Regions from separate parts of the Homo sapiens genome. Here region 1 is linked to region 2. The links are chromatin loops, found by intact Hi-C in ENCODE. Cell type or tissue: CD4-positive, alpha-beta T cell. All regions are shown on one strand. Links, peaks and the distances in the headings refer to the core of each region. The heading gives the core; the rest is flanking DNA. Region 1 overlaps ENKUR (enkurin, TRPC channel interacting protein). Region 2 overlaps PRTFDC1 (phosphoribosyl transferase domain containing 1).

Region 1 (2,917 bases), core at 153-2,652, 120 kb before region 2:
TATGATTATAGGCGTGAGCCACCACGCCTGGCCTATCACCCTTTATTGATGTCTGCAGTTATTGAATATCTCCAGTCATCCCCTCTTTCCATTTTGTTTAAAGCAATATTCCAGTTATGGTCTGAACAGTCCATGAAACCATTATCTCCTTTCCATAATTCTTGGCACAATATTTTCATCCATTCAGCCTAAGCTTCCATAAGCATTTTGACAGTCATGTCCAACTATTGGCTCACACTAAAATACCCTGTATGGATTTTGACTAAGGTTGGTCTCTCCCATCCTCTAATTATGTAGCTGATTCTTTTTTATCTCAACTCATTAATCTATGGAGATAGTTTTGCATTTGAATCTTTTATACATTCTGTTAACCATTCTTTTTGTGTCATTTGCAAATTTAATAAATATGTCTTTTATATCTCTTATCTATCATAGAACATAGTATATTAGTCTGTTCTCACGCTGCTAATAAAGACATACTCGAGACTGGGTAATTTATATTTCAAAAGAAGTTTAATTGACTCACAGTTTCACATGGCTGAGGAAGCCTTACAATCATGGCAGAAGGCAAAGGCGGAGCAAAGTCACATCTTACATGGTGGCAGGAAAGAGAGTGTGTGCAGGGGAACTCCCCTTTATAAAACCATCAGATCTCATGAGACTTATTCACTATCATGAGAGCAGCACAGGAAAGACCCACTCCCATGATTCAATTACCTATCACCAGATCCCTCCCATGACATATGGGAATTATGGGATCTCATCAATTTAATGTGAGATTTGCGTGGGGATGCAGCCAAACCATATCATTCTACCCCAGCCCCTCCCAGATCTCATGTCCTCACATTTCAAAACCAATCATACCTTCCCAACAGTCCCCCAAAGTCTTAACTCATTTCAGCATTAACTCAGAAGTCCACAGTTCAAAGTCTCATTTGAGACCAGGCAAGTCCCTTCTGCCTACAAGCATATAAAATCAAAAGCAAGTTAGGTACTTCCCAGATACAATGGGGGTCCAGGCATTGGGTAAATATAACCATTCGAAATAGCAGAAATTGGCCAAAACAAAGGGGCTATAGGCCCCTTGCAAGTCCAGATTCTAATAGGGCAGTCATTAAACCTTAAAGTTCCAAAATGATCTCCTTTGACTCCATGTCTCACATCCAGGTCACGCTGATGCAAGAGGTGGGATCCTATGGTCTTGGGCAGCTCTGTCCCTGTGACCTGGCACAGTACAGCCCCCATTCCGGCTGCTTTCATGGGTGGGCATTGAGTGTCTGCAGCTTTTCTGGGTGCATGGTGCATGCTCTCAGTGGATTTACCATTCTGAGGTCTGGAGAACAGTGGCCCTCTTCTCACAGCTCCACTAGGCAGTGCCCCAGTGGGAATTCTGTGTGGGGGGCTCCCACCCCATATTTCCCTTCCACACTGCCCTAGCAGAGGTTCTCCATGAGGGCTCTGCCCCGAAGCACATCTTTGCCTAGACATCCAGACATTTTGATACAACCTTTGAAATCTAGGTGGAGGTTCCCAAACCTCAATTCTTGACTTCTGTGCACCCGTAGTCCCAACACCATGTGGAAGCCACCAAGGCTTGGGGCTCGCACCCTCTGAAGCAATGGCCTGAGCTCTACGTTGTCCCCTTTTAGCCATGGCTGTGACTCAGGGCACCAAGTCCCAAGATTGCACAAAGCAGCAAGGCCCTGGGCCCAGCCCATGAAACCATTTTTTCTCCTAGGTCTCTGGGCCTGTGATGGGAGGGGCTGCTGTGGAGACCTCTGACAGGCTCTGGAGACATTTTCCCCATTGTTTTGGCTATTAACATTTGGCTTCTCCTTATGCAAATTTCTGCAGCTGGCTTGAATTTCTCCTCAGAAAATTGGTTTTTCTTTTCTATTGCATCATCGGGCTGCAAATTTTCTGAACTTTTATGCTCTGCTTCCTTTTAAACATAAGTTGCCATTTGTCAATTTTGGCTTTTGTTGCCATTGCTTTTGGTGTTTTAGACATGAAAACCTTGCCCATGCCTATATCCTGAATGGTAATGCCTAGGTTTTCTTCTAGGGTCTTTATGGTTGCAGGTCTAACGTTTAAGTCTTTAATCCATCTTGAATTAATTTTTGTATAAGGTGTAAGGAAGGGTTCCACTTTCAGCTTTCTACATATGGCTAGCCAGTTTTCCCAGCACCATTTATTAAATAGGGAATCCTTTCCCTATTGCTTGTTTTTCTCAGGTTTGTATCTAATTAAACTAGAGCTTCTGCACAGCAAAAGAAACTACCATCAGAGTGAATAGGCAACCTACAGAATGGGAGAAAATTTTTGCAACCTACTCATCTGACAAAGGGCTAATATCCAGAATCTACAATGAACTCAAACAAATGTACAAGAAAAAAACAAACAACCCCATCAAAAAGTGGGCAAAGGACATGAACAGACACTTCTCAAAAGAAGACATTTATGCAGCCAAAAGACAGATGAAAAAATGGTCATCATCACTGGCCATCAGAGAAATGCAAATCAAAACCACAGTGAGATACCATCTCACACCAGTTAGAATGGCAATCATTAAAAAGTCAGGAAACAACAGGTGCTGGAGAGGATGTGGAGAAATAGGAACACTTTTACACTGTTGGTGGGACTGTAAACTAGTTCAACCATTGTGGAAGTCAGTGTGGCGATTCCTCAGGGATCTAGAACTAGAAATACCATTTGACCCAGCCATCCCATTACTGGGTATATACCCAAAGGACCATAAATCATGCTGCTATAAAGACACATGCACACGTATGTTTATTGTGGCACTATTCACAATAGCAAAGACTTGGAACCAACCCAAATGTCCAACAATGATAGACTGGACTAAGAAAATGTGGCACATATACACCATGGAATACTATGCAGCCATAAAAAATGA
Region 2 (2,917 bases), core at 155-2,654:
GTATGGGCTGCTGTAACAAAATACCATAGACTGGGTGGCTTATAAACAACAGAAATTTCTTTCTCATGGTTCTAGAGTCTGGGAATTCCCAGATCAAGGCGCTGGCAGATTCAGTGTGTGGTGAGGGCCCACTTGCAGACGAGATCGGGCGTGTTCTAGGTGGTATGGCCATAGACGAGGTCCCACTTTCATGTCCATAGATGGTGCCTTCTTGCTGTGTCCTCACTTGGTGGAAGGGGCAAGCAAGCTCTTTGGGGTCTCTTTTCTAAAGGCACTAATCCTAATTCACAAGGGCTCAGCCTTCATGACCTAATCACCCCCCAAAGTCCCCACCTCCTAGTATCATGGTGATTCGATTTCAACATCTGAATTTGGGGCAGGGTCGGGGAGGGGGGTAACAAACATTCAGACCATAACAGGCAGGTGGTAGCAGCATTTCCATTTTCCAGATGAAGTAAATGAGAAATCAAATGAGTTTGCCACAGTTTCCCAGAAAGTAACTGGTTAAGTCAATTATTCCAGCTGATCATAATAATTTCTTTTTCCACATTGCATCTGGAAACCATTGCCTGCTTTTAAGTTTTGCTGTGTTGAGTTATGTAGAGATACCACCACATTATTGATGTATATTATATATTATGTTACTTTATGGCTTACCAAGACCTAAGGGTACATTGATACCTTTTCTTTCTAAGCCCTATCTGACTTTGGTCAGTGATTTGTATAGAAAATGTGAACCCAGTAAATAACATTCTAGTGTTTTTCTGTAAACACTAACAAATTTTAGCTACATGAATGACAGCTACTCATAGAATTAAAAGGCAGCAAAGCTTGGGAGAGTGGAAAACGTATTGGAATAAAAGCTAAGACACTCGGTGCCAGGTCTGGTTTTGTCCTTAATTCACTCCCATGTCCGCTCCCTTCCCTTTTACAGATAATACAAGAGGCAAATTCAATCCAATAGACATTTTATCAAGGGCCTATTGGGTAAAGCACTTTACATATGACATTTAAATTAAACCTCACAACAACCCAAACGGGTAGGTGTCACTGAACTCATTTTCTAGAAGAGAAGACTAGCATCAGGGAGCTTAAGACAGGGGCAGGGCAGGGTCTGAGCCACTCTTTGAGTCCTACACCATGTTCCTTTCTATGTCCAAGGCCCTGTTCAGTACTAAGGAATCTTTAAGGAGATAGGTGTAAAGTCCCTATCCTCGAGCTGCTTTCAAAACAGCAGAAGTGGGCCTGGTGCAGAGGCTCATGCCTGTAATCCCAGCATTTTGGGAGGCCAAGGCATGAGGACCACTTGAGCCCAGAAGTTTGTGACCAACCTGGATGACACAGCAAGACCCTGTCTCTATAGAGATACAAAAATTAGTCATTCCCAGTAACTCAGGAGGCTGAAGCAGGAGGATTGCTTGAGCCCGAGAGTTTGAGACCAGCCTAAGCAATATAGTGAGACCCTGTCTCTACAAAAACTACAAAAATTTAAAATTTAAAAACACAGAAGTGAACAGATGCATATGCAGTGAACAAGGGGTAGCTAATATAACAAGGAAGTAACCAGTGCTGCCTGAACGGGTGCTACATGCAAAGGAAGTGGGTTGGCTGGAGAGATCACTTCTGGCCTACAGTTGTGGTGGGGTGAGGTTCAGGTGATAGTTTATAATGAAAGTGGAACTTAATTTGGATATCTAAGCATGATTATGATTTTGACAGGCAGAGATGTGACAGAGAGCCATGCTGGATAGAGGGTATATTAGTCCGTTCTCATTCTGCTATAAGGACACACCGAGACTGGGTAATTCATAAAGGAAAGAGGTTTGACTCACAGTTCTGCAGGGCTGGGGAGGCCTCAGGAAACTTGCAGTCATGGCAGAAGGGGAAGCGAACACATCCTTCTTCACATGGTGGCAGCAAGGAGAAGTGCAGAGCGAAGGGAGAGGGGGGAAGCCCTTATAAAACCATCAGATCTCGTGAGAACTCACTATGATGAGAACAACATGGAGGTTGTTCTCCATGATAATTGAATCACCATGATTCTCCACCAGGTCCCTCCCATGACACGTGGGGATTATGAGAACTACAGTTTAAGATGAGATTTGAGTGGGGACATGGCCAAACCCTATTAGAAGGAGTATTAACGGCCGGGCGCGGTGGCTCACGCCTGTAATCCCAGCACTTTGGGAGGCCGAGGCGGGTGGATCATGAGGTCAGGAGATCGAGACCATCCTGGCTAACAAGGTGAAACCCCGTCTCTACTAAAAATACAAAAAATTAGCCGGGCGCGGTGGCGGGCGCCTGTAGTCCCAGCTACTCGGGAGGCTGAGGCAGGAGAATGGCGTGAACCCGGGAAGCGGAGCTTGCAGTGAGCCGAGATTGCGCCACTGCAGTCCGCAGTCCGACCTGGGCGACAGAGCGAGACTCCGTCTCAAAAAAAAAAAAAAAAAAAAAAAAAGAAGGAGTATTAACAAGATACAAAGATGTAAAATACAAAGATGGTAAAATGCAGGATACGCACTAGATTTAGCCCACAAGTTGATGTGTGTGGAACATAGACCCTGGCTACTCAAAGGGTGGCCTGTGGACCTGCAGCACCCCCATCACCTGGGAGCTGGTTAGAAATGTGTAAAAAATTAGCTGGGCATGGTGGCACGCACCTGCAATCCCAGTTACTCTGGAGACTGAGGCAGGAGGATCTCTTGAGCCCAGGAATTCGAAGCTGCAGTGAGCTATGATAGCACCGTTGCACTCCAGCTTGGGCAACATAATGAGACCCCGAATGTAAGGGGGTAAAAAAAGAAAGAAACACAGACTCTTAGGCCCCACCCCACACATACAGAATCACAATCTGCACAAGTGATCCATGCACAGTGGAACACACTAGAGTGCAGGTCACACTGAAAGGCAGATTGTG

What was found. A loop is a pair of places that touch in the nucleus more often than their neighbours do. Peaks named below come from ENCODE experiments on the same cell type or tissue, not always from the same donor. Only the 100,000 strongest peaks of a DNase experiment are listed, where the experiment ranks them.
Region 1: it touches region 2 in a loop (2.5-fold over the local background); 10 of 110 quality-filtered maps call a loop at or near these places.

Annotation. Positions count from the first base shown.
Region 1 is chr10:25,010,777-25,013,693 of GRCh38, reverse strand. The region is part of intron 1 of ENKUR (enkurin, TRPC channel interacting protein); the gene reads left to right. It also overlaps a transcript of THNSL1 not described here. Among named protein-coding and RNA genes, the nearest start is that of ENKUR, 3.9 kb to the left of the region's middle. In CD4-positive, alpha-beta T cell, for the core only: no CTCF peak of the experiment used is centred there; no DNase peak of the experiment used is centred there.
Region 2 is chr10:24,886,498-24,889,414 of GRCh38, reverse strand. All of the region lies in intron 3 of PRTFDC1 (phosphoribosyl transferase domain containing 1), which reads left to right. Among named protein-coding and RNA genes, the nearest start is that of PRTFDC1, 65 kb to the left of the region's middle. RefSeq lists an enhancer at 1,577-1,786. In CD4-positive, alpha-beta T cell, for the core only: no CTCF peak of the experiment used is centred there; DNase peaks (open chromatin) are centred at 1,624 and 1,924; H3K4me3 peaks cover 1,033 bases; H3K27ac peaks cover 1,408 bases.